7 separate regions of the Mus musculus genome follow, and regions 1, 2, 3, 4, 5 and 6 are each linked to region 7. The links are chromatin loops, found by intact Hi-C in ENCODE. Cell type or tissue: heart. All regions are shown on one strand.

Region 1 (4,000 bases), 71 kb before region 7:
GGCATGTACACACATGCACTCGCGAGTGTGTACACACACACATACATGTACACATGTACACACATACACACATACACACAGTTGGGGTCTCACTTTTAGACTACCTAAGAGGAGTCAGAGTACCAGAGACTTACTAGACTTGGTTAAGTCTCCCAGAACAGGAAAAAAGAAAAAAAAAAAAAAGAATGTTTTCCTCTGTTGAGCTACAAAAGTAAAAGCATTATGGAAAGCAGAACAAAAACAGCATTTATTGAGTGTTACAAGGACACGGCACCACGATAAGTGATTCAGATGGCTTGATGCACTCATGGTAAGTCCCACTCATCCATGCCCACTTCACAGATGAGGCCAGCCGAGTGTAGGCGGTCAGTGTCTATACCAGTATGCTGCTCCACCTCTAACCAGTGGCAGGCAGAACAAAGGACAAACACTCCAGACAATGAAGCTTCATAAACAGTCAGCAGAGGACACTGGTACTGTACTGATCAGGAGGATGAAATGGCACTCTTTTCAGCCTTCGTCCCAGACACATTGGGCGATCTCTGTCAACTCTTCGAGTATGCCTTTGAGTCTCTATTTACAAAACAGGAATAAGGCTTTCTGTTCAGTGGGAATTTTGTGGAAGAGAGAGCAGAAAGAATCTAAGAGTCAGTGGATACAGAGGAGAGCCTCTAGATGCTAACTACAGGGCACAGCATGGCTGTTATACACATCAACTCCGGGTAGCTGTGGTTACCTGCACAAGACTGAGCCAATCAACATTCCAGCATGAATAGGGAGGGGCTCTCAAGGTCAGACCCTAGCAGAGGTGTTATGGGCAGCTGATGGCCGCTGGATTGGGTAGAGTCATTCTTCTTTGGAGATGTGTCCGTTGGCAGATTACTCAGGCCTCAGTGGATGATCACACACTCGTGTGTATGGGCAGCACCAATTGCACTGAGGAGTATTATTGATAACAAAGAAAAAGTTTAGAGAGAACATGAAGCTGTGAGGGAGAAGGGGTTGGTAGCACTGAGGGGATTAGACAGAGGTAGTGGTGGATGGATACAATTAATATGCATGGTATGAATGTATAGAACTTTCAAAGAACGAAAATTACTGATTTTAAAAAAAAGACCTCCTGATCCTGTTTCATTTTATCACTAAGTAAGTAGGTTGATAAAACATGTGCAGTGTGTTACAAATATTTCATACTTGGGAATTGTTATATTTGTGGGAATACTTAAGAACTTGTAAAGCATCTCTGAAATCTGCTGGAAACAACGCAACAAGCAACCAGCACAAACCCTGCTTACTTGGGACTTGTGGGTTTGAACACCAGGTTTTCTTTCTTGGCCTAAGAGACTGTATCTGTCCCTCTAAGTCTTAAAAATGCAGGACTAAGAAGTGATGCAAAAACAGCCGAAATGACTTCATTACCCTAAGACCTTTGCATCAATAAGGCTATAGACAGAAATGCAAAACCTGTCTTACTCTGAACCAATCCCAGGGCCAAATTCATAATAAGAATCTTTCTTCTCCTTACAATTTGTGTAGACACAAACTTGGCTGCGGACACTAGTAAAGCTGGCTGCTGGCTAAGTGAAGGAGGTAATCGCCACAGCGTCCATGATCATTCCTTAACAAGCTTCTGTCTCTCCATTAAGCTGCTAAATAGAAGTGGCAGAAAGCAGAGCAGGTCTGTCTTTAGCTCCCCTAAAGTGACTGCCATGTAGACAGACCATCCTTCTAGGTTCAGAGAACAAGGTCATGCGAGGATCAGGTCTCCCTTTAATAGAATCCCCAGCCAGCCTGTCATTCCTTTGCTTTTCTTACTCAAAGTGCCAGGGACAGACCTGCCAACTTCCTTTTTTAGCACCACAATCTCTTGCCTTAACCAGACAGTCTCCTTCTGTGTTCCAATAAAGCACAGAACACAATCCCAGCTTCTAAAAACACATGGTCCTTGAGAGGACTTTTTTTTTTAACCAATGTACAATATAGTCACAAAGAGACATAAAAGCAAGGTAAGAGCCCAGAATGAATTACCTGATGAAAGCACTTGCCAATGATTTTACTCTCTAGCAACAAATTCTAAAGATACAATGGGCCTGAATTCAGTTGTTCTGAGTGCTGCAACCACAGTAGCCAGTCACCCAATAGCTAATGCAGAATGAGTTGCTGGCAACCTACAAATTCCCTGTGGTTCCTAGCATAGCTAGAGAACAAAAATCACAACTGGCATTTAGCTGCCCTCTCCAACAAAGAACCGCATCAATTCACCACTCGACTAATCTTAACATCGGACCTGCCAGAACCAAGAAAAAGACAATGCCAGGCAAGAAGACACTTAACTCTGAAGAGTGGAATCTCAGTCCTGGGTCCCTGGGATTCTGGCCAGTTAACTGCACAGAGTATCATGGGAAACCTCATAGGAAACGATGCCAGCTCCAGCTGGGATAAAGAGCATTTGTGGGAGACTGCCCGAGGACAGGTGGCTTATCATCTCTGCTGCCATTCTAAATGTCATCCTTGGCTCTCAGGAAGCCCTTCAGGGCTGCCTATGTGGAACACAAGATGTGGATCCTGTGCAAGGCTGCTCTTTCTGAGGTCAAGGTCTGTCATGGTGTTATTACTAGGCAGTGAAAGATCATCTAAGAAATCACTACTGTATGATTTGATGGGTATTCACTGGAGAGACAGTTTACGGCCTCACCCTCACCAGTACAATTTCTCAAGGAAGATTCAACCATTTCTCTCTTTATTCTGACAGCTGTGAACCCACTCTTTCCTCTTGCAGAAGACTCTATTCTTGCCCTGCTTCTACTAGCGAACCTTCATATAGCTTTATCAGATTTTCCTTACACATTTCTCACTCTATAGCCCAGGCTGGCCTGGAACTCAAACTGCAGTCTAAGCTAGAGTCTTAGCAGGGTTTTTCTGCTTCTGCCTCCCGAGTACTAGGATTACAGATGTGAGCCAGCACACCTAGCAGTGACTGCACACCTTCCTTTCCCTGCCTGATGGTTCTGAGCAAGGTACCTGTGTTGTAAATCAAGTTAGGTTTTAAACCCAATGGCTCCATACAAAGTAAAATGCAATCAAGTTCCTCAGTAACTAGCAATCTCTACTCAAGCTGCCTCTTCAACCAAGGAACCTTAAGGAGGATGAATGAATTTTAGAAAATTCTAGTTATCCTAGGTCATTCATCACAGTTGGTCTTTTCAAACATATATACTCTTAGATATGAGGCTGCTGCATACAAGGTCATAGAGAAATATATGCACACAAATGCACGTACATCCACACACTTGGAGAAGCAGCCAAAGACTGATGGATTTTTTTTTTTCAGTCATTCCTTCTTTATGAAGACCTCAGTATAATCTTTATCAGATGTTCATCTTCAATCTTTGCAGCAATGTCATTGGGGGGTAAATAAGAGTTACTGCTCTGTTCTACAGATGAAGAAAAAACACGTTTCTTGAGCCGGGCGTGGTGGCGCACTCCTTTAATCCCAGCACTTGGGAGGCAGAGGCAGGCGGATTTCTGAGTTCAAGGCCAGCCTGGTCTATAAGAGTGAGCTCCAGGACAGCCAGGGCTATACAGAGAAACCCTGTCTCCCAAAAAAAGAAAAAAAAAACAAAAACAAGTTTCTAAAGTGATTTGTTCAAAATTGCATAAATAATGATCCTTGGTAAAAAAAAGAACCTCCCGATACACATATACCTGAGTCATGCAGAAGACAGTGTATGTGAAGAACAGACCACCAGATTGCTTAATTATGACCCTTTGTTTAACCAGGGGAGGTGGGGTTGCTTTATCCAAAGACTTCTTAAATTTTTCTTTGAGAAAGAACTTTCAACCACTCTCCCAGAAGAAGCAGCTATTTTTCCTTTATTTTGATCAGATCATGGATGGTGTTTTCTGGGTTCCCACTGGCTTTTCTGAGCAAGCATATTCCCATCTGGACATGTAAGCCACAGTAAATGTCTTTGCAAAATAAAAATCATAAAACAAATCT
Region 2 (4,000 bases), 90 kb after region 7:
CCTCTTGATGTGACATTTGGAGAACAAAGAGCAAAGGAAGAAGATACTGAAAATATTATTTTGTCTTTTTTTGTGTGTGTATGCATGAACTTGTGTGTTTGTATGGATATGTGCATGTCTTAGTTCCTGTTCTATTGCTATGACAAAACATCATGACCAAGGCAATGTATACAAGAAAGCACTTAATGTGAAGTTCAGAGTTACAGAGGGTTAGAGTCTGTGACAATCATGGCAGGAAGGCAGACAGGCTTCATGCTGGAAAAATAGGTATGAGCTTACATCCAATCCACAGGCTCAACATAAAGGTTGGGGGGAAGGGAGAGGGGGAGGGGGAGGGGGAGGGGGATGGGGATGGGGAGGGGGAGAGGGAGGGGAGGGGGAGGGGGAGGGGGAGGGGAGGAGGAGGGGGAGGGAGAGGGGGAGGGAGAGGGAGAGGGGGAGTGAACTGGGGATGGCTTTGAAGTTTGAAACTTCAAGGCTGACCTCCAGTGACATAACTTTTCCAACAAGATCACATTGCTTAACCTAGTGGTTCTCAATCTGTGGGCCATGACCTCTTTGAGGGGTCGAATGATAAGACCATCAGAAAACACATATTTACATTGTGATTCATAGCAGTAGCAAAATTACAGTTATGAATAGCAAGGAAAATAATTTTATGGCTGTAGGGTCACCACAACACGAGGAACTGTATTAAAGGGACCCAGTACTGAGAAGATTGAGGGCAACTGTAAATCTTCCCCAAATAATTCCATCAACTAGGGACAAAGCATTCAAATACATGAGCTATTGGGTGAAGGTGGGGATTCGTATTCAAACCACCACAGTGCCTGTGGATGTAGGTGCCCATGGAAACCAGGGTCTGGTTACAGGGAGTTGGGAGCCACCCAAGGTAAGTGAAGGAACCAAGCTCAGATCCTCAGATAGTGCAGTAAGTGCCACTGAGCCATTGCTCCAGTCCTGGAAAACACCCCTTGGTGAATCTCATCCTCATTTTGTTTCCCATAGGACTTCAGCAAAAGTTGGCTCATAATGGTCATTACCTTTCTCTGCCTGAATTGTTTTGGTGTGTGTGTGTGTGCCCCGTGGTGGTGGTGGTGGTGGTGGTGGTGGTGGTAGGCTCGTGTGTGTGTGTGTGTGTGTGTGTGTGTGTGTGTGTGTGTTGGGGGCAAAGATCAACCAAGCTGCAGAGGCAGGAAGTGGTGTGGTATGTAACTGGGATGAAAGGTCTGGGCTCTTCCTCCTGCTTCTCCCTCCCCCTCTCATGCTGTGATTGCCCCTCTCCTCTGTATATCTTCCATACCACACTCTGTTTCCATGAGCAAGCCCTACCCTCCCCGACTGAAGCAGGAGCCTTACTTCTGTAAGTCTTCTCTGTGGCAGGGATGTTTTAGTAATTATTTTACACCTGGTTTAACCCCATGGGAGTCGTTACTGTAAGGAGGTAACAATAAAACAGGCTCATTGGAATTTCCTGAAGGTAAGGCTCTCCTCTAAACAGTCTCATTGTGCTCAACATAATAGCAGAGGCTGTTCCTTTCCATGACAACTTTGATTGGCAGGGAAACCCAGACAGCAAGTTGGAGCCAAGAGTTTCTTCTTTTGTCCCAGGGATTGGGCCCTGTTCCAGGCACCATTTCAGTGGGAGAGCCAACGTTGATAAATAAATGTCCTTGGCAATCACCTTTTCCTAATTTCCGGTCCATTTCTTGGCATTCCATAAATATTTCCACTCTTGTTACTGTGTGGCCTTGCAGACTTTACTCTCCAGGAACTCACTATCTAGCAACAGCTGAAGGTAAGGAATGCAGCAAACAGTTGGAGATGCTTAATTCTGACTGTTAACTTGATTGGATTAAGGAGTATCTAGTGAGGGCTTGGTGAGATAGCTCAGCAGATTTAAGACACCTGCTGCCAAGTCTGAAGATCTGAGTTCGATCCCTGATCACTGGGACCCACGTGACAGAAAGGAGAGCCAATTCCTGCAAGCTGCTCTCTGATATTGGTGTGTGTTCCATGGTACGCAATGGCTCAGTCTGTAAAGTGCCTGCCTCACAAGTGTGAGGACCTGAGTTTGATCTTTGAGACCCACAAAAAAATTAGGGTGTGACGGCATGTGCTTATAAATCTACAAGATTATAAGGAATGAGAGGCACGGGTTCCCCTGGAGCTCTCTGGCCAGCCAACCTAGTTTATGTGACAAGTGAGAGACCCTATCTCAATAAACAAAATGGATGGTGTGGTGGTCTGAATAGGTTTGGCCCTCATAGATTCGTGTGTCTGAGCACTTGGCCATGGGGAGTTACACTATTAGGAGGTGTGGCATTATTGGAGGAGGTGTGACCTTGTTGGAGGAAATGTGGGCTTTGAGGTCTCCTATGCTCAGGCTCCACCCCAGTGTGGGACAGTCTCTTTCTGGCTGCCTCTGGACCAAGATGTAGAATTCTCAGCTCCTTTTCCAGCACCAAGTATGCCTGCATGCTGCCATGCTTCCTACCATGATGATAATGGACAGAACCTCTGAAACTGTAAGCCAGTCCCAAGCAAATGTTTGCCTTTATAAGAGTTATCTTGGTCATGGTGTCTCTTCACAGCAATGAAACCCTAAGACAGATGGCTCCTGAGGAATGATTCCTGATGTTGCCCTCTGGCGCGTGCGCGCGCGCGCACACACACACACACACACATACACAGAAATTCACACATGTGCAAAATGTGTACCTAAGGCATTGGTGAGGTACCTCTTTGAGCGTGTCTATGGGGGTGTTTACACTGAGTAATAACTGAGAAGGGAAACCCTACTTAAATATGGCTGGGGTCCCAGATTGAGTTAACCTAAGTAGTTCTGTCAATCTGACAATATTAACTGCTACAAATGAGTAAATATATGGGACAATTGTTGTAATTTACCAAGGGAAGTTTTCTTTAAAAATAACACTATTAGTGTTTTGGGTTGGATTGTTCATTTTGGGAAGAGTGGGTAATGTTCTGTCTACGGCAGTGTCTGGCAGAATCCTCTGCCTCTAGATGATACTTGGGACAAAAAAAAAAAAAAGTCTTCAAAGTTTCTGTATTTATCACAGTGGGAAGGGATGAAATTGCCCCAATTTAAAATCATTGTATTGGGACTGGAGAGATGGCTCAGCTGTTAAGAGCACTGACTGCTCTTCTAGAGGTTCTGAGTTCAAATCCCAGCAACCACATGGTGGCTCACAACCATCTGTAATGGGATCTGATGCCCTCTTTTGGTGTGTCTGAAGATGGCTGCAGTGTGTGTGTGTGTGTGTGTGTGTGTGTGTACATATTCATATACATATGCATATACATATATATGTATACACACACACATATATTAAATCTTTAAAAAATCATTGTATTGGGGTATACTTAGAAAAGTTAAAATATTTCAGAATGCTTATTGAGTGTCATGCAAAATGAGGGGACAAAAGGGGGTGGGGCATTGGTCATTTGGTTATTGTAGTACTGAGTGTCTTACTTTGCTTTCTGTCACAGTGATCACACCACAACCTGAAGGAACTTGGGGAGGAGAGCTTTTCTTTCATCTTACATTTCCAGGTCACAATCCATCATTGAGTATAAGGCAGGACCTGTGGGGAGACACTCCTTGGCTCATTTTAGCTATTTTTTTTCCTGCACATACAAGGACCACTTGCCTAGGGATAGTGCCTCCTATAGTAGGCCAGACCCTGACATATCAGTCATTACTGAAGACAATCTCTTACAGACATGGCCACAGAACAACCTGACCTAGGCATTCTTCAGTTGAAGTTCCCTCTTCCCAGATGAATTTGTGCTTTGTTAAGTTGACAATAAAAGTTAATAGAATTCTCCAAGCTTTTTCAACTTGACACACAAACACACCAGGGATAAACTATATATAACCTTTGTCTTTGTTGCCACCAAGATCTCAATATCATAACATAAAACACCATCAAATTTAAAAGTCCCACGATCTTTAAAATTTCTCAACAGTTTAAAA
Region 3 (4,000 bases), 51 kb before region 7:
TAAGAAATACTCTATGTAAAGTGCTTGTCACAGTGTTGAGCACATTTCGAGTACTCAGTACTACAGGTCTTACCATAGCCACCTGTAAACGTGAGTGTAAACAGAATGTGTATGGTACGCAGAAGGATCTGAGCCCTCCTTTTCCTTCAGGATGTCAGGGTGCTACCAGGAAAAAGGATGGGTTTTCATCTGCCCCAAAGCAGACAACCATGATTAGGAGCTGCTGTTATGAGAACGAATCAAAAAGACTTCTAAAAGGACTAACAACATGGCTCAGCAAGGAAAAGTGCTTGCCATGCTAGTCTGAGGACAGAAGTTCAATCCTCAGGGCACACACAGTAGAGAAAACCAACTCCTGGATGTTGTCCTTGGACCTCCACAACCACACCATGGCATGTACACCAGAACTTACACTCACACACACAAAATCTTTTAAATTTTGTACATGTGTGTGTGTATGTGAGCGTGCGTGCGCACGTGAGAGGTCCAAAGCATTGGATCTCTTTTGTGAGCCACACTACAAAGGTACTGGGAACCCAACTTGGGTCCTCTGCAAGAACAGTACACGTTTAACCTTCCATCTCTCCAGCTCTAATAAAAAGAATTAAAAGGCAGTACAAAGAGTGTGTATCTACGTAATGGGGGCTGGAGGCGGGGGCTAGAAGGAAGAGCAGCAAGAAAGCACAGACAACAGGTAAGAGGAGTCAGAGGTCAACAAGCTGACATCAAATATAATTCCAAAGTGCCTGAAACTGTAAGAGAAGACATAAGTTGTCTAACTGCCTCCTAAATAAATCCCTTTCTTCCTCCTTATTCTAATTCACTTCTTATCCTCCAACAAGCCTGGAACATCCTTAGCTGAAATCATTTCTAAGCTGAGACAGAAAGAAGCAAGGAGGTCCTTTTTATGGGAGTGTGCACATGAGGCCCAGAAGAACAAAGCTGGGGCTGAGGAAGAGGAGGTGGCAGGCAGGGTGAGTCTCAGGTCAGAGGGACTGCAGGAGTAAAGGTCACAGATACAAAATAAGCACACATTCTTCCCACAGCTGCTGCCTAACAAAGGTAACTCTGAAAAGTGTGCAATCAAGAATCAATGGAAGCAAAAGGGAGGGCCTCAGCTCCTCAAGGAGCCGAGCCAGAATAAAAGCCCACAATTGCGTGAGCATGTGCATGCATGTACGGAGAACTACGGTGAATCTTACTATACTTAGGGAAAATTACATTTCTGACTTCAAACATGCACTCCACTATGTTCTGAAACTCAAGAAGCGTGCTGTCAATGACCCCAGCTCTTGAAAAGACAAGTGCTATGCAGGCACAGAACACCAAATACTTGATACAGAGGAGTGCTAGAGATACTATCTCTCTTCATCCAGTGGGCTAGTTACACTTTTCTTCCTCAAAGCAAATTAAAGCCATTATTAATCAATCATAACTGTTCATGCTCCCAGTCTGGCCCATACCAGAAATGCTCTTTCATCTTTGGAGACAGGACAGGTCCAGGGCTGCCCTAATACAAAGGCTAAATAAAGAACTGAGTTTGGGTCCAGGGAAATGACTCATCAGATTAAGGCACCTGCTGCCAAGCCTGAGGACCTAACTTTGATTCCCAGGCTCATGTAGTGGAAGGAGAGCTCTGACTCCTGCAAGTTGTCCTCTATGTCCACATACACACTCTGGGGTGTGTGTGTGTGTGTGTGTGTGTGTGTACACCTCCACACACAATAAAAAAAACAAATGTGATTTTCTTTAGCAAAGAACTGAGTTTAGGGGCTGGTGAGATGGCTCAGTGGGTAAGAGCACCCAACTGCTCTTCCAAAGGTCCGGAGTTCGAATCCCAGCAACCACATGGTGGCTCACAACCATCCACAACCATCCGTAACGAGATCTGACTCCCTCTTCTGGAGTGTCTGAAGACAGCTACAGTATACTTACATATAATAAATAAATAAATAAATAAATAAATAAATAAATCTTTTAAAAAAAAAAAAAAAAGAACTGGGTTTAGGACTGGGGATGTCTTTCAGTTGGTAAAGTGTTTGCTTAGCATGCACAAAGCCCTGTATTAATTACATAAACCAGACCATGGTGGGTAGAACTGTAATCCCAGCATTCCAGAAGACTCATTCAAGGTCATCCTCAGCTTCATAGCAAATTCAAGGCCAGCAAAGCCTACATGAGATTCAGTCAAAGATACTCACGGAGGAAGGGGAGACAGCAATTGTCCCTCCTTAGCCTAAGAAAAATAATAGGCAGATCCAGATATGCAATCCAAGTGTGCATAAACCAAATGCCAGGAAGCTGCCTGTGTGCTCAAGGCCTCCACTCTACCAGACACTGAAAGTCCCAAGGTCAAAGTGTCTTAAATCTAGTAAAATGTCACCTCCATCATCCATTCTGGTCTCCTGGATGCAGAAGCCCTCAGAGTAACCAGCTGTTCCAGGTATGGCTCCCTTTCTTCCCTGGCAAGCATGTGACTCACAGGACAGTGGTGGACACTCACTCCTAGTTAAGGCACTAAGGAACATAATTTTTAAGGATGCCCTGAAAGGAATCCCTTTCATCTCGGAAAGACAAGCCAGCACCAAAGAGTCACTTCATCGTATCTCTACCTAACAAAATTTTCCTCCCACAATGACCAATTATCAAATTTACCGTTATTTTTCACAACTCTTAAGTCTTTAATGTAGATGCAGTAAGCACACTTCAAAGTGGCCTAGTCTGATTTCTTGGGTTTTATTTTCCTTTTGCTAAAAGACAAACCTATAATAAAAACTGAATATTAACTAAAATGTCTTGGCAAAATCTTAGTCATCCATAAATGTAAAATTGGGGGGTGGGGGGAAGCTGTGACAAAAAGTGTGTTGCCTCAGAAAAAAAGAATTGATCCCTGCACATGTATAAATAATCAAGAGCCAGCCAGCCTCCACAGTAAGTCCACACACATGCTCAGAAAGCCACAACCAATGATGTTCCTACTCCAGCGTGCCAACATTCTTTATTCACAGCACCTAGCAAAGTATCTCAGTCATACTCCAGATCCAATCCATGGTTCTTCATGACAATCTGTAAAATGGACAGAAGCTATAAGGGATGATTGCACAAAACTTAAAACCAGAGCTCCCAACTATCCGTCTGCATCTGCCATAAACACAAAACAGCCAATTGTACAACTACCACATGTCTCTCCCCTCGCTCTCTTTTCTACAAACCCTGAGACTGATAAGGAGAGACTGGAAAGCTCAGGCTGTAGAGCATTTGGCCGAACATGTGCCTAGCATGCACAAAGCCCAGCGATCCACTCCCAGCACTGCATAACCAGGCCTGATGATGAAAACCCCAAATCCCAGGACTAGGGAGACAGACACAAGAGAATCAACAGTTCAAGGTCATCCTTGCCTACATAATAAGTTCAAGACCAACCAAGGACACATGACACATTGTAACTGATTGACTGGTTGGTTGATTAGTGATTTAAAAATATGAAGAGGTGATAAAAAAAAAATCCCATCACAGCCACCAGCAGCCATCAAGCCCAAGTAGTCTGAAGAGTATTTCCCTGTGCGTAATTGTCTTCTTTAAGTACTGGTATCTTTTTTTCACTTCAAGCCAACAAAACCAACCAAGAAAGTTGGGTCTATCAGCTTACCTTGGTAGCCAGAGACCACCTGGAGGGCAAGGCTCTTTATAGAGACCTAAGATCTTCTATAAGATTAACTCACCTAATAGGATTTGGGGATTCTAGGAAGGCCATTATGGTGTCTCCTACAAACCAGAGACTCCAAAGGCTTTAACCATTCACTTTAATGTAATCTGGCCTAATCTAATCAAGGCTGTCTCCTTGCATTCTGTCAGGGGACTCCGAGCAGTGGTCTAAAAAATGAAGGAAAGGCAGATATATACCAGCCTTTATCTACAAATTAGTTCAGATCTGGCTATTAATGTGGGAGGAGAAGGAAAGGCTGCCTTACCCTGCTAGTTTCTGTGATCTACTAGGCTA
Region 4 (4,000 bases), 170 kb before region 7:
ACCCATGCCTACCTGTGACCCTCATCATGACATTATGGACGCTAACCCTCTGGAATTGTAAGCCTTCATAGTTCTATCAGAGAAACAGAAAAGTAATTAATATATTAACAGTGACACACTTATTGACAGAAGTATAACTTAGTCCATGATAGAATAGAGACTGCATAAAAGCAATGATTCCCTGATGTTTCAATGCCTTGCGATATACTTTACTTTTTCCAACTTGATAAATGGAGCCATTAATCATTTAATTAGTCACTGCATATTAAAACAACTCTGTAAGAGTCATCGAGTTCACAGTTCAAGATCTAACAATGGCAGGTACCTTCAACTTCTAGAAAGGAACTAGGAATCCAATGTGCTGGAAACAGAGCTGACCTTCTCCCAAGGCAAAAGCCTTTCCAGGACCAGAAAGAATTCTGAGAGTACAGTTAACAGTCTCTTAAAATACGTGATCTAGAACTTTAGAAATTCCATCTCCTTAATGTCTTAGAGCTTTCCAACAACCACTGTAAGGTCTACATGGCCAATCCTAAGCCACTTGCCAATGGCTAATTTAGGTCTTACAGATTAAAAAGGTATAAGGGCCGGGGCCCCAGAAGAAACTCAAGTCTCAGTGTTCCTAGGGAAATGTTAATGGAAACTTCAGGGACTTCCTTAAATCAAAGACATGAAATATTTCAGCATTCTAGGACTTAAATGGCCCTTTGGGAAGTCCAATTAAGATTAATAACATTAGTTTGGCACAAGCTGTAGTATAATCCTGGCACTTGAAAGATGGAGACAAGAGGATCAGGAGCTGAAGGCCAACTTCAGTTACAGAGAGTTCAAGGTCAGGTTGGATACAATAAACACTCTATCTGCATTTCTATCCACACAAACACATATGTGAACACACACACATACTAAAGATCTTCTACAGGTAAAGGAATACCGAAATGCAGGGGCACGGAAGATTTATGTATGTTGGAGGATTATAGACTTACAAGGTTGTCTCAAAAATAAATAAACAAATAAGCAAGGGAAAGTGCTATCTCAAACTCAGTTAACCTTTGGAATCCATTTTACACAATACTTACTGAGGCCTGGGTACACCATCAGAGATTTTTATTTAATTAGTCTGGAATGCAGCCTGGGTTAAAAAAAAAAAAATCATGCCTCCCAAGTAATTCCCCTGTACATATAATTTTGAGGAAATTACCTATTCTGTTTTATTTTCTAGATATTCAAAAGCATCATCAGAACCCAAAATGCTTAGAAGGTGGCCTTAATGCTGCAGCCAAGATATCTGTGGCATAAACACCAAAGGAACCTTCACAAAGAGCTCTGAGTCCACTTGAAAAATCTCCGCTGGTAGCATTAAACATTGATTTGTTCAACATCCTTGCCTGAGACTTATATAAAGTCCTTTTATAATTCATTTTTAGGAATGAGTACATCTTCAAGAAACCTGATGTTTCTCCCATACTCAGGAAATCAAAGTCAAGTGCCCTTTCCTGTCTCACTCATCACACGTGCTCAAACACTGGGGTTGAGCTATGCCGCTAACCTAAACTTTGCTCCCTACATACTTGTGATTTCCATGGTTTATCCAAGTTTGGAAATGATTTGATTCATTTCTCACAGGCATGTTATAAAAATAACTTTGCTAGAAAACTTGTTTTGAGGCCACTATGGGATATATTGAGACAGGCCGTATAATAAATAAAGGTTGATGTTATTGGATTCTTTCCTCTCAGTTCCAGGGGATTTCCTACTCGCAGAAGGGTTATCTGGAAACCTGGTGTCCTTCAGGTTAAATCATGACCAAACAGTACCAGAGGAACCTGCTGCAGGGACTCCAGAAAAAGTCCATAATCGTTTCTTAGCCTGTGATCCCAGAGCTGGGCTTTTTCTGCATGGAGTCTCTTTAAATTGAAGCGTGTCCAAAGTTCACAGACACCGAGTTGAAGCTCTGACGTGGTGCAGCTGCCCTGCTCCTACAACATATATTTTGATCCCCCCCCCCAAGCCCTCCTACCCGCCTCAGAGTGAGTTCCAACTTCTTCCTTTGCACCCTGTTCACCGAAGCTGGAATTAATGAGCCGGCAAGCTGGCAGAAATGTCTCTCCACAGCTGTCTTCTCCAGCAATTATTCAGGGACAGTGAAGGAAGTCATTAACAGGCCTGGGAGTCAGCCAGAACCAGCTCAGCCACACAATGCTCTAAGCCAGGGCCCCTAGCCAAAAGGTCACTATTTATTGGGGGGTTCGAATGGGAAGAGGTAAAAAGTCATACAGAGAGGAAGCTAAGGGAGCAGGTTTTCATTGAGTTTTCCTGGCACCTTCAGCAAGGATAATTTCTTCTGTTTAAAAAAAAAAAAAAAAAAGTCTAACTGAACAGATGAAGTGATCATCAGGGTGAGTCCAGGGCAAGGGAGAAAGAAGGCCAAGGAAGTGCCTCTCTGAAAAAAAAAGTCTGTCTTTTTTAGGCCAAAACAGCTGCCGGAGACAGTAGACTCCCACCCTATGCCCAGGTGAAACAGGTGAATATCTCAGATGTGGTTTCGAAAGGACCACTGAGACAGACTGCTGGAGTGTGGAATTTATTACTTATCTGTGCCACAGACAGACAGACAGACAGACAGACAGACAGACAGACAACAGTGTGGTATGGGCTCTGAAGAGAGGAAATTAGGGCCCACAAGGCAGAATGAAGTCCAAGGCTTTTCTAATAACTCTCTGAGGATGTGGGGTAGCTTCAGGGCACAGGCCTTTAATTAACCTCTCTGATTTCCTGGCAAGAGTCAGGGAGGAGGGTAGGATGCATGGCCATCAATAACTCCTCTGATGGAAACTCCCTTCCCCAGGTGAGAAACCCTGGCACCTGGAAGGCTTAGTTAAGAGATTGACAACAAGTTGTTGGTAGGGTGCCTGTAACTCAAAGGGGAAGAAGAACTGTTTCTGCTGCTGTGGCTGGAGGAACGACTGGATTCCAACATTATATTCTTACACCAGAGAGCTCCAGAAGCCAGGAAGACAGACAGGTGACAAATATGAACACCATCTTAACTAAAGAAAATGATCTGAAAGCCAGAATCTCAATACACAGGGCCAGCAAAACCCGAACACTATATGCAGGGTGGCCTAGCTCTTTTCCTGTATGAATTGCCTCCAAAGTGACTGATACATTTCTACTGCTGTGAATTAAACAAACAAACAAAACGTGGATTACAGTCTACCACTGAAGAAAAGTCAAGGAAAGGACTTCAAATAGCTGGTCATACCACATCTGGGAACAAAGAAGATGTATGTACAAACTCACTTGTTTGCTGGCTAAATTTCTTCATTCTTACACAACTTAAGACCCTCTGCGTAGGGAATAATGCAGCCTGAGACTCACTTCCCAGATGGTTCTAGATTGCCCTTGAGTGTTTTAAAGAGAGATTCCCAATGCTGCTTCCAGTGAGCTTACACAGCTATGCTTGCTTTCTCCATTGAGAAAAAAAAGTCTAGATTCTATTGTTCGGGAGTTAGACAGGTGTCTAAACTCATCCTTATTCTTTTATTTCTTTTCTTTATTCTTAAATAGATCACTTAAGAGATATTTTTTGAGAAGCTGGTCCAAACTGACCCTGATCCGGAAATGTGTCCCTGCCTCTGAGTATAGAATAATATTTGGAAGCAAATTAGTGTGAACACCAATCCCCTGGAACAACAGCAAAGCAAAACCACCAGAAAGCAAAGGCCTACAAGGCGAGCAGAAGGGAAGAGTCTGATCATAGGCTTAAGGTCAGGTTGGAGATATTTTCATGTTTAAAATGATGCCAGCCGTGATCTGATGTACTGGTTCTGCAAAGTTCTGAGAACAAGAAACATACTAAAAATGTTATTGTAGAACACATGTACAATACCTACAAAAAACATGTGCGTGACCCAAATATACACTCATAAAATACACATTATTTGAAATAGTACTATTTCAAGTGAGATAAACAGAGACTCTTTGATTCCACTTTGTG
Region 5 (4,000 bases), 56 kb before region 7:
GGAGTTGAGGTAGGCAAACCACCAACACAAATGGCTAACAAGAGAAAAAGATCTATCATTCACTTGTTTACTTAACGATCACTTTTAGGATCAGCACTCTATCCAAAAACTCAAATTCAGACTTGAAATAATTCAAACAGTAAGTATTTACTTCGTGTGTAATCTAAAAGAGGAAAGGGATAGGCAGAGCCAGTTTTGAAAAGGACGGGAGAGTAAATAGTTTAGGCTGTTGGGGCCAGATGGTCTTGGTTACAAGGACTCAATTTTGCTGTCTTAGCATAAAATGTAGCCAAAGACAATAACATAAATGAACAACTATGGCAGTATTCCAATAAAACCTTATTTATGAACACTTGAATTTAAATCCATATAATTTCCATGTGTCATGAAATAGTCTTTTAATTTTTTTCCCAACTATTTAAGAATATCAAAATTGCTCTTAGGCTCACAAATGTATAAAAACAGGTAAAGACCTAGTTCTGGCCTCTGGCCTATTCTTTGTCAACTTCCTTTAGTTGCCTGGGAATTTAGGCATGTAGACCTTTATCAAGAATGATTAAGACAAGGACGAGGAAGGTGGCTCGGTGGGGACAAGCTTGAGGACCTGAGTTTGAGTCCCCAGGACCCAGGTTAAAGAGTAAGATGGTTACCACGCCTGTTAGTCACCCCAGTGGGGTGAGGAGAGTGGAGACAAGAGGATCACTGGGGCTGGTTTACTGCCGACCTAGATCCAGGTCCAGTTAAGACATTCTGTCTCGTGGAAATAAGGCAAGGACAGAGCAGAACATCCTGTCCCCTGCTCTGGCTTCAGCAAAGCAAATACAGACACACGCATCATGCAGCATACACACATTATAACAACAACAACAACAAAGTATGGTAAGTCAATTTGCTTGCCTTCTAAGATAAACTAAAAAGTACAGTGGGCACCTGTGATAAATGCTAAGAGAAGCGTGCCTAGGGTTACAGGATCCAGAAATGGATCAATTACAGAAATTTCTCTTAAATAGCCTAGACAGTCTTCATTAAAAAAAAAAGAATCGAGTTTCCTTTGGGCTATTCTAAAAGTGTCAAAAGTTACTTTCATAAATAAAGAGATGAAGATTTTTCACTAAAAAAGAAAATAGTCTTCAAGATCTGCATCTGCTGTAACTTTATCGGAACATGCCAGGGTGTGTTTGGGAACATCCTTTTGAACGATCATGCCAGGCCAAGACCTCCAGCAAAATCCATTCTCCAGTGATTGGCCAGGAAGTGAGCACATCCCAGGTGGTGGTTGACCAAAACTCTTCATGGCAAGTCGACAGGTCTCCCCTGTTTATTTCAACCAGGTTCCTTAGCTGTCACAGATAATAGTTCTCAAAGTACTGTGACTGAAACAATCAAAAATCCCCCTCCCCCATTTAAAGGCCAATGACCAGAGTCTTGAATGTTTCCTTGCACCCCTCTGGCTCTGCCTAATCAAATCGGGTTTATTAGAGGGTCATCTCTAATCAGCCCTAGGTTTTATCTACATTTGATGATGCTTAGGCAGATTTAGTTTAATTACCACGAATGAGCAAAAGCTTGGGTCTTGAGACTTAATCCTCATGTCACCGCTGTCTGTCCGGATGTTTTTGTTCTGAGGGGAAGCTGAAAGAGCAGGGAGCCAAGCTGATACCATCAGCTGTGTATTTAATTAAAGCACAAAGCGGGCTGGGGAAGACAGCAGATCAGCTACAACACTGGTAAAAACGAACATCCTGGTGGCTCCGATTCCTCTTTCTATACAATGACATCTTTCCCAAACCCAAGCAGGTGAATGCTGCAGCCTGAGTGAGCCTCTCACTTCTCCAAGCTCACAGAGAGTCACTTGGACAGAGAATCTGTAGCTACGGCTGCCTAAAGCTAAGAGGAACCACACCCCTTAAATAGAATCGCCAAACTACCTGTGCCCACAGAAGCTTGGTGTTGGGCTTGTAATGGACCCAACATTCCATTAAGTAAGGCAATTCAAGCAGGTTCTCCCACTTAAGAGCAGAAAGAACATACAGTTAGATTACTCTCCATACAGATCCTTTCTTGTCAGGGAGGACACAGATTTGTCCCCATTACCTACTAATCTCTGCAGCTTTGCCATGCTACGCTAGGTGATGGAGACAAAGTGTGCCACATACATTTGTGAGCCAGTATGGCCCAGGCTTTTTATGTTTTGTTCAGGGTTTACTGGTTTGGTTTTTTGTTTTGTTTAGATTGTTTTGTTTAGACAAGCTGGTCTCAAAACTATGTAGTGAAGGTGACTTTGAACCTTTGAACCTCTTGCTTCTACTTCAAAAATGTTGGGACATTAGATATGTACCACCATGCCATCTAGATGCAGTGCTAGGCATGGAACCCAGGACTTTACACACTCTGGGCAAGCACTCTCCTGGGCTACATCCCTAGCTCACACTCTTATTTTTAAGGTCACAGGAAAGCATGACATTCATAAAGGCAGGAGGAAACATGGAACAAAATAAATACATTTTCGAATGTAAGCAAAAATTAGCAAATCTGGATAAAACCCAGGAAACCACAGAATAGGTGTTTCTGTTTGTATGAGGTTCTCTGCCCCATCAGAGACTATCTGCCTCAGAGAGACTGTATCTGTGTAAGGATTATAAGGAACCTGAGCCTTTAAAAGAACACAGGTTGAAGATTCATTGTACTCTGGTGGCAAGCTCTTATTTCTCAAGAGCCCTTTCCAGGGGATCTTGTGGTCAGCAGTGGGAGGACCTATAATTGATCTGTAATGGATCCATGCTACTCTGTACACACTGCAAGGGGCAAGGAAGGGAAAAGGGGCTAAGAGCCTTCTGTCAAAATCACTGAAGGCAACTTTATATGCCCCAGTACAGGGGAATACCAGGGCCAAAAAGGGGGAGTGGGTGGGCAGGGGAGTGGGGGTGGGTGGATATGGGGGACTTTTGGTATAGCATTGGAAATGTAAATGAGTTAAATACCTAATAAAAAATGGAAAAAAAAAATAAAAAAAAAATAAATAAAAATCACTGAAGGCACGGAAAATGGAACAAGAAAGAGACAGGACAAGAGAAAAGCTCACCACAGATTAGCTCTCAGATTGTAGTTAATTGTGACCCTTTTGTCTGTGTTCTATGTGTCTGTTTGTATGCATATATGGCTATGTGCTGGGGGTTGCTCTGGTGCTATATATAAAAATGCTAAATTGTGAACCCCAAAGATCTGGTTGCCCTCCAGAGGGGTGCATCCTCTCATACACAGGCCTTTGTTGTATGAACCTTGCTCCCCAATTGAAAGGCATTGGTTAATAAAAGCCTAGAATCTGTGACTGGGCAGTAGACAGAAAGGCAGGACCTGAGAATCAAGTGAGGGGTCCCAAGAGACACTGTGGGAGAGAAGGAGAAAGAACAGTGTGAGCAGGGGTCTCTGTTAGACGGATGGTCAAGAAGCACATGGCTGAGATGAAGTGTACTCTGGAGACAGACTGACCGGAGCCAAAGCAGCCCAGGAGAGACTCAAACAGCAAGTCACAAGGGGCATGGGGTTTGGATAGAATAGCATAGAATCTGCCCAAGCTAGGCTTTCAGCTTGTAAATAAAATACCAGGTTTTTGAATCTTTTATATGGGCTAGCTAGAATAATATTTCACTAACATGTATGTACACCTATATACAGTAAGCACTTAGTAACTAACTCACTACCTGTGTTGGATTCTTTTGGAGGGGTAGGTAGGAACAAGTCCTCATACAGCCGAGGCCAACCTCAAACCCACCATGTAGCCCAAACTGACCTTGAGTCAACAATTCTCCTGCCTCCACCTCCAACGTGCTAGGAATACAGAAGAGTTGACACCCTGCCTAAAGTCCATGACAGTTCAGAATAATGAACATGTCACACCAGTGGTTTTGCCAAAGCTCTTGGTTTTGTCCCAGGGCCCTCCTCCTCTGTCCAGTACAGCCTATGGACCTGCCCAGGCTAACTACACTAGTACAGCCAGAAG
Region 6 (4,000 bases), 110 kb before region 7:
AAAAAAATCTTCATGGCAAGAGGAGTAAAAACCAAGAAAATCCCCCTTTGGCCTTGCACAGTGAAGAACACACTCAGGACAGACTCAAAGCAAAAGCACCTTGCTACCCGTGCTACTGGGTGTTCTCATGGGTGTATTCAGAAATTCGTTATTTTTGAAGAATCACTGATGTGTTAAACTTAAGGAAAACTATGAGATTGGACAGGTGACCGTCACTCAACTCTGGTGGCGAGAAGTTACAGGAGAGAATCTAAGGTTTCCATTGCTCTGAGGAAACACCATGACCAAGGCAATTCCTATAAAGGGAAACATTTCATGGAGGTTGGATTACAGTTTCAGAGGTTTAGTCCTTACTATGGTGGGAAGCACGGCATCCTTTGGGCAGATATTGTGCTAAGAGTTCTATATCTTGAACTGTAGGCAGCAAGGAGAGGACTTTGTCCCACACTGGGCAGAGCTTGAGCATAGGACACCTCAAAGCCCACAGCGATATACTTCCTCCAATGAGGCCACATCTACTCCAACAAGGCCATGCCTCCTAATAGTGACACTCCCTATGGGCCAGGCACTCAAATACCTGAGTCTATGGGGTCCATACCTATTCAAGCCACTAAAGTTGGTATGGAGTGAAGTTTCCAATTGTTCTGTAAAACACCCTCTGTCAACTCCTGCACAAACTAACTTATTCCTCTAGGGAAAGTTGTGACTGCACCTGCACGGGAGCCTTATACAAAGCTCCCACCCACAGAAAGTACTTAAGAACCAGATGTGGGAAAGGCACAAAGAAGCCTCAGTCAGGTTTAGTAAGGATAAGGCCACCGAGAAGCAAGAAAGTTGTTGTCTAAACCTTTCCTCTCTGCCCTAAAGCCAGTTCTTCCAAGATAGTCTAAAGCTGGACACTTGCCAATCTTGTGCAACAATCCTGCTAAGTTTGCTCACTGCAGCAATTCCCACTGCATCTGGCTTCATGACACTTTGCTGGCAAGGAAGCAAGCACAGTCTCCTTTCACAAGCACCCAGCAAGGTAGTAAAGGCCACCAGCTAAGTCACCAGGGATGTCTGAGCTATTTAGTGACTCTGATAAACAACTATGTAAAGGCTTCCTCTCAACTTCAAAAAAAACTTCCAATAAAAACCTTCACGCCTTTATTGCAATAAACAGAAAAAAAATGCATGTAGGGCTGACCATATCAGACATAACTAATCTTCTCAGTAGGTTCTTAAGAGACCAAATTCCAAATCTCAAAGAAGAAAAAAAAAAAAAAAAAAAAAAAAATATATATATATATATATATATATATATATATATATATATATATACACATACACACACACACAGCATAAAGTGTCTGTGCCAGTTAGGATTTGTTCTCTTTTATTTGGTTCTGTTGCTTTGTCAACTTGAAACAAGGTAGAGCCATCTTCAAAGAGAGAAGTGAATTGAAAGGGTGTCTCCGTCAGACTGGCCTATGGACACATCTGCACGTGAAGCATTTTCTTGATGAATGAGTGACGTTGAGAGGACCCAGTCTACCATGGGCAGTGCCGCTCTGGGCAAGTGGTCCTCGAGTCTATAAAAAGGCAAGCCAGTCCACAGCTTTCCTCTATGATCTCTGCTTCAGTTTCTACCTGGAGATCCTGCTCTAGCTTCCTTCACAATAAACTCTATCTAACCTGCAAACCGATAAACCGTTTCCTCCCCGAGTCGCTTTTGATCATGGTGTCTGCCACAGCGACAGAAACCTCACCAGGACAGTATCTACGTGGCGACTCTAACAAACAACCAAGCGTGCCTCTCTTTACTCTCGTATACTGTTTACTACTTCTCTAATAGAAAAAGCAGGAACTTAAGAATACAAATTATTGACCCATGATGGAATACTAACTCTGATCAGACATATTCTAAAAATAACTTAGCAGAGCTCACGTGAGAGCAAGCGTACATTCTCATACCTCTCTCGAGGGACCAGTGCCAAGTCTTTCAACGCTGGACTTACCGAGGACTCCCACCCACTCCCTGCTCACTAGCACCCTCTGAGGCTGAATGCCAGACTCCCACCTCAGCATGCTACCAGAGTTCCCTCGGTACTACCAGTGTCTCTATCTTCATTAGTCATCCAGGAGAACAGAATATCTCAGAAGGGTTTTCTGTTGGCCACCCACGATAAACAGTTTAGAGAAGCTGATCAATCCGATATCCTGGGATTTTTTTTTTTTTAATCTGCTTGTGTTTCTGCAGGTATCAACAAAGCACAGCTCTCAGAACGGGTTTGCTAAGTTAAACTCCACAGTGCCCTCCCTGATCCACTCACACTTTACTTGGACAAACCTGGCTTTCACACCGAGATTCAAAGGATCAAAGGTGTCACTCAGCCCTTATTCTTGAGTCTGTTTGTGGAAACTCGGGGACAGCCTACAGAGCAGTGACCCACAGGAGGAGCTCTGCACTCAAGCCAGAAACTCAGGCACACAGATACAGCTAGTCTAGGCTCAAATTCTGAAGCCTCACAATGGATGGCTGTCTGTGATACTTGATATGAACAAGACCTGCTGAACAAGGGATGAGTTTAAACTGCCAAGTGAAATCTTCTTGGGTCAATACTTCAGTTAATGTTCATCATAAACACTGGCTAATCGATACTAAAAACAGATTCAGATATATTCACTCCACAAGGATATAAAATGTAGGCTGTTTTGTGCATGTGTGTATTACTCCCAGGATCCAGACAAAGGCTTAGTAGATTGTGTGCTTTCAAATACTTACCAAATCCCTTCAACTTTCACAACTACCCACATGAGGAAACTAAAGATTAAGACACACACTTAAAAGGTATCTGGGAGAGTGGCTCAGCAGTCCATTGTGTGCCTAGAATGCCCGGGTGAGGGATAAGGGGTATGGCCCAGCAGTAAAGCACTTAACTAGAATGCCCAGTGAGAGGATGGAGCATATATCTAGTAATGTGAACGACGCTAGGTTCAATTCCAAGCACGGGAGTGGGGAAGAGGGGAAGTATACTGAGATTTAAATAACATATTCAACATTATACAACTGGCAAGTAGCAACATTTCTCTTTTTTTTAACATTTTTTTTAGGTGTATGGATGCATGTCATCATGTATATCTGTATGTCACTTCTGTGCCTGGTTTCAACAGAGTCCCAAAAAGGGCATTGGATCCCCTGAATTGGAACAACAGATAGTTGCACGTACCACGTGGATGCTGGGGATTGAACCCAGGTCCTTTGAAAGAACAGCCAATGGCCTTAACAGTTGAGCAACCTCTCTAGCCCCAGCATATTTCTTATACCTATAATATATCCTACATATACTTAGCCCATAATCCTGCATAGTTGTGATTATAACCACTAGGTTACTGCATAGCTTTAGCAGTCCTTTATTAAGAGCCTATTCGAGGTTTAAATGGAGTTAGGTACTTACTATATAATTCATATCTTCCTCTAGCGGTTGTGATAAATGATATAAGAAGCCAAAGAAAACAAACTGGGTATACCACAATTCTAAAACTAAAATTACACTCATAAAAGGAAGTATATCTTATAGACTAGGGAAAGTTGAACATAAAGCATGAAGATGAAGTTTCACCACTGAAGCAAAAAGTTAACTGCTGTACCCACTGTTTATCTCTTAAGAAGAAATGGGAAAATCCTGCTGTGGTAGTTAACATGACCATCAGAAAGCTGAAGTCAGAGGCCAGTGAGATGGCTCCATGGCAAAATGCTTGGCACTAAGTGTGACTACCCTCATTCAATTCCCAGCACATGCATGGTATAGGAAGAAACTGACTCCCACAAGTTGTCTTCTCACTTCCATGCATGTGTGCATGTATTGTGCACGGACACAAGTACACACATACATACACAGTAACTGTAATTTTTAAAACTTTTTAGAATAAAAAGAAAAGGTGAAATCTATTGTGTTGGTACACACTCATCTGGGAGGAGGAGTCTGGAGACTGAGGAGGAGTTAGAGGCTAGTGTGAG
Region 7 (4,000 bases):
CGGGGCGGAGGATGGGGGCTTTCCATTGTCTTCCTTGTCGGAGCCCGACGATGAAGCCAGCGAGGGAGCCCGGGTCCGGCCGGCTCCTATACCACCCGCCGCACCGGTTCCTAACCCGGCCCGGGAGCGTCTCTCCCGGTCTCGCTGTGATCGAGACCTCCGCTTTTTCCGGAGTCCATGTCCCCGCGTCGGGCCATCCATGGTTCTTTTAACCGCGCCGGGGATCTTCCCCGTTCACCTACCCGCGCGCCACAGGCTCGGGCCGCGGCCACACACACACACACACACCCCAAGAAGAAAAAAAAAATTGACACCGAGCCCCCCTTCCTCCTGCACGGGCTTTTCCCTCCCGCCGCGAGGAAGGGCGCGGGGGAGAAAGCGGCTGGGAGAAATAAAAAAAAAAAAAAAAAAAAGAATCCGAAGAAGAACAAGAAGGGAGGGCAGGGGGGAAAAGAGAAAGAAAAAAGGGGGAAGGGGCGGGGAGACGGGGAGGGAGGGACGGGGAAGCGAGAGGGCGAAGTGTGGGGCTCCCCTCTGCACCGAGGGTCGGAGATGCCTGCGAACAGCGCCGAGCAAAGTAATGGCTGAACACACAGGTCTCCTTTACAGAGGAAAGGGGGAAAAAAATAACTCACCAAGCAGGCAATAAATCAGAATAGCGGAATGCTTTGATCAAGAGACTGGGGAAGCCCTCCCCGCGGCCATGCTCTCTCCCCACCACTGAAATCGCCTTGCTTCTCCCTTTCTCTAGAGACCCCCCAAAAAATTTTAAAAAAAAAAAAGCCCGAGGTCCGAAAAGGTCACGGTGAAGTGAGGGGTGGGTGGCAATGAACTTCACCCGCCCCCTCGTGCAGGAAAACACCCCACACCTCCGCCTCTCTCACACACTCGCCTCGCAGAAAAACTCACTCCCGGGCTCCCAGTCTTTTTTTAAGAAATGCATCCAAGGGAAGCCAGGGCTGGAGAGCGAGCTGAGAGGGGCGAGACCCCCCAGAGAGGGGAGCATAACCACGCAATCACAAGCGGAGACAGAGGTTGCCCGAGGAAAGGAGGAAGGGAAGGAGGAGGACGCTGAAGCAGTTGTGGGATTTTTTTTTTTCGGTCTTCAAGGGGGGGAGGAGGAGAAAAAGATGAAAGAAGAGAAGAATTGCAAAGCCTGGCGCGTGCCACCGACCCCCTCCTCACATACACATGCACGCACGCACACACACAAATTGTAGATCTCCCCCCACCCCCAGTTCCAGAGGTCACCCTTCTTCCAAAAAAATTTAAGATAAAATTATAAAGGGGGAGGGGGTGAGTCAGTCAACGAGGAAAGCAAAGAGCAGTCTCCAACCCGAGATACACCGGTGTGGTGGCGCCGCCGCCTCTTCTTCGTCTTCTTCTTCTTCTTCTTCTTTTTCGCGTCGCCCCGCCTGAGGAAGAAGCGCTGCGAGATGCCGCTCGCTCTCTCGCTCACTCGCTCGCTCGCTCTCAGCTAACGCTGCCTCAGCCGCCGCCGCCGGAGCCCGGAGCCCGAGGGTGCACGGCGTGTCCCCGGGCGGCTGCAGCCAGAGCCCGGGCACGGCCTCATCCTCCGCCCGCCTCGCTCACACAGCGCCCGCTCCTCCCCCTCCGGCCGGCCCACCGCCGCCGCCCGCCTCGGCCCAGCCCCGCGCCCGCCCGCTTGCCGTCTCCCTCTCCCTCTCTCTCTCTCTCTCCCCCTCTCTCGCACGCGCGCTCGAGCTCGCTCACCGGCGAGCGCTCTGGAAGACCGCCCTCTTCGCGCCTCGCTCTGCGCGCGCTCCCGAGGACCGCCCTCCTGGCTCTGCACGCGCTCCCGAGAGCTACCCCCTCCCCTCACGCCTCACTCGGCGCGCTCCCGAGGGCCGCCCCCCTTTCCCCCTTCGCGGACTCCCGAGAATCTCTCACGCCTCGTTCTCTCTCCCCCTCCCCAAAACCCCCGGCACCACGGGGCGCGCTCCCGAGGGCCGCCCCTTCCACTCAGGCACCACTAGCTGCGCGCTCCCGAGAGAAGCCCCTCCCCTCGCGCCTCTCCCCCCCCCCCGCTCTCTCCCACGCGCGTCCCCGTCCCCCCTCCTCCCGCGCGCCTCGGGCCGGGCTAGATCACGTGACCCGCCCCCCTCCCCTAGTTGTAGAGTGTGTGGAAAGCAAAAAGGCTGAGGGGCTGGCCACCGCTCCACGAGCCCAGGGCATGCGCGCTGGGGCGGCCGGGCCTGCGCACTTGGGGGCGGAAGGGGTCTCCAGAGGCTGTGGGGGGTGTGTTGGAGGGGTCGGTCACAGGCCGGTGTGGAGTTGAAGTTCGAGGGCTTGGAGGCTGCCCCAACATCCCGCCAAACGCACGGAGGACTCGCGCGCGCACGCGTAGCAGGCACCTTTCTCCGGACACTTGCTCCCGGAGTGCCTTATCTCCTCCACTCCTGAAGCTCTTGCTGGCTCAACTACTCTGAAGTACCTCTAGGTGTTTTGCCCGCGCGCAAGCGCGCGCCCGGTGCAAAAAAAAAAAAAAAATTTTTTTTTTAAATAAAAAGTGCTTGCAGCGCGGGGAAGTGCAAAGTATGGACCCAAAGAGGTTGCACTTTGGGGACAAGAAGAGTAGTCAGTCTAGTGCTGCGTCCAGGCTCATCAAGCAAGAGTTGGAAACTTTCCCCCGACCCCCTACTCTGCGTGGTAGAACACTGAATGCCAGAGTGCCCCTGAACCCAGGCGACCCCCGCCCGGCCAGCACTTTTGGTCTCTCTGTGGGAGACACTTTGAGGAGGCGCTAGCCGCTTTGGAGCAGCCAGACACCGGGAACTTGAACCTGGAGCAAGGGACTGAGTAGCTCGGGGCCGTCCCAGTCTGAGGACTCCAAACCGCCATCCCCCTCGCTGCAGACTTCGCTTACTGCTTAGCTGCAGGAGGATGGAGCAGAGGTGGCTTCCCTACGTTTTCCACCACGATGTAACGGATGCTTATAAAAAGTTGTATTAAAGAGCTGACTACAGCCCAGAATCGATCAACCAAAGCGACCAGCCTCTCTGGATAAAATAGCTGTGCGTTTTTTCAAGGCACTTGGAATTGATCTATACTCACCGACAGTCTTCTCTCAGCAATCTCTTAGTTGCTTCTCTTTCTGTCCAAGCACATAAACACTGTGGCACATCACCCCTCACCCCTAGCAACCCACACTTGGCATGAAGGAAAAGAAAACAAACTGACATTAATTGCTCACAATGAGCCAGGCACCGTGTTACAATGCTTTGTACGCGGATTTCTACTGTTCTGAATCCCAGTCTGCACAGAACAGAACAAGAAGGTCAGAAGCAGTGGAAGAGAAAGAAAACGTACCTTTCTCAAATGGGTAAACGGATGGATGCTTTTTTTTTTCTTGCATTCAACAGATATTAGGGCTTCACAGCTGTAGGTTCAGGAATACAGTGGCACCCCAAACAGACAGAGAAGTGCTTGAATCTTATTTTCTGGCAAGTGAGTCTCTTTGTCTTAACACTTCCAGATTTAGTGGTTGGTTTCTCAATACTTTGTTTTTAAGTCACACTCCAGCTTTCCTGTTTCAGGAACCCAGGTCTGTGAGCATATGGGTAGTGGGAGACAAGGAGACAGAAGAGATCAAGTGGAGTGTGAATAAGACAGGCTTTATGTCTGTCCAGGGGAACAAACCATTTAACCTTAGGCAAGACTTTCAAATGACTAATTTTCTCATCTTGTAAATCAAAGAAGTTCAATTAAATGTTCAAAAAGTTCCCTTTCAAGCTTCCCAAGGCCTTCTTCTTGAAAACATAGCATCTTTTTTTAGTACATCCTGTGCTTTTTTGTTTCCCCCTTGAGAATGGTGTTGTGTGATAAATGTGAATTTATTAGGGAGCAGAGTGGCACCTTCCAAAATTACTTAGCTATACTGACTGTTGCTGCCCCCGGAGCAGTCACTTAAATTCAGACTCCTGTACTCAACCTCTCTTCTAGGATGCTCTTGCCCTCAGTGGCTGGAACCCACGCTGAG

Evidence for each region. A loop is a pair of places that touch in the nucleus more often than their neighbours do. Peaks named below come from ENCODE experiments on the same cell type or tissue, not always from the same donor. Only the 100,000 strongest peaks of a DNase experiment are listed, where the experiment ranks them.
Region 1: it touches region 7 in a loop (2.3-fold over the local background); 7 of 42 quality-filtered maps call a loop at or near these places.
Region 2: a loop joins it to region 7, with 1.9 times the contacts of the local background. A loop is called at or near these places in 3 of 42 quality-filtered maps.
Region 3: a loop joins it to region 7, with 7 times the contacts of the local background. A loop is called at or near these places in 5 of 42 quality-filtered maps.
Region 4: it touches region 7 in a loop (2.5-fold over the local background); 2 of 42 quality-filtered maps call a loop at or near these places.
Region 5: a loop joins it to region 7, with 4 times the contacts of the local background. A loop is called at or near these places in 8 of 42 quality-filtered maps.
Region 6: a loop joins it to region 7, with 4 times the contacts of the local background. A loop is called at or near these places in 6 of 42 quality-filtered maps.

The regions. Positions count from the first base shown.
Region 1 is chr5:132,470,788-132,474,787 of GRCm38, forward strand. The region is part of intron 1 of Auts2 (autism susceptibility candidate 2); the gene reads right to left. Among named protein-coding and RNA genes, the nearest start is that of Auts2, 70 kb to the right of the region's middle. In heart, no CTCF peak of the experiment used is centred here; DNase peaks (open chromatin) are centred at 1,834 and 2,404; H3K27ac peaks cover 1,242 bases.
Region 2 is chr5:132,632,112-132,636,111 of GRCm38, forward strand. No RefSeq gene overlaps it. Among named protein-coding and RNA genes, the nearest start is that of Auts2, 91 kb to the left of the region's middle. In heart, no CTCF peak of the experiment used is centred here; a DNase peak (open chromatin) is centred at 1,560.
Region 3 is chr5:132,490,692-132,494,691 of GRCm38, forward strand. The region is part of intron 1 of Auts2 (autism susceptibility candidate 2); the gene reads right to left. Among named protein-coding and RNA genes, the nearest start is that of Auts2, 51 kb to the right of the region's middle. In heart, no CTCF peak of the experiment used is centred here; a DNase peak (open chromatin) is centred at 1,570.
Region 4 is chr5:132,366,818-132,370,817 of GRCm38, forward strand. All of the region lies in intron 1 of Auts2 (autism susceptibility candidate 2), which reads right to left. Among named protein-coding and RNA genes, the nearest start is that of Auts2, 170 kb to the right of the region's middle. In heart, no CTCF peak of the experiment used is centred here; a DNase peak (open chromatin) is centred at 2,164; H3K27ac peaks cover 362 bases.
Region 5 is chr5:132,485,419-132,489,418 of GRCm38, forward strand. The region is part of intron 1 of Auts2 (autism susceptibility candidate 2); the gene reads right to left. Among named protein-coding and RNA genes, the nearest start is that of Auts2, 56 kb to the right of the region's middle. In heart, no CTCF peak of the experiment used is centred here; a DNase peak (open chromatin) is centred at 1,643.
Region 6 is chr5:132,436,175-132,440,174 of GRCm38, forward strand. The region is part of intron 1 of Auts2 (autism susceptibility candidate 2); the gene reads right to left. Among named protein-coding and RNA genes, the nearest start is that of Auts2, 110 kb to the right of the region's middle. In heart, a CTCF peak has its summit at 2,426; no DNase peak of the experiment used is centred here.
Region 7 is chr5:132,541,623-132,545,622 of GRCm38, forward strand. It overlaps Auts2 (autism susceptibility candidate 2), which reads right to left and starts at 1,598. Exons shown (of 20, transcript NM_001363480.1): 1 at 1-1,598. The coding sequence starts at 201. In heart, no CTCF peak of the experiment used is centred here; DNase peaks (open chromatin) are centred at 929, 1,719, 2,269 and 2,739; H3K4me3 peaks cover 3,376 bases; H3K27ac peaks cover 3,211 bases; H3K27me3 peaks cover 154 bases.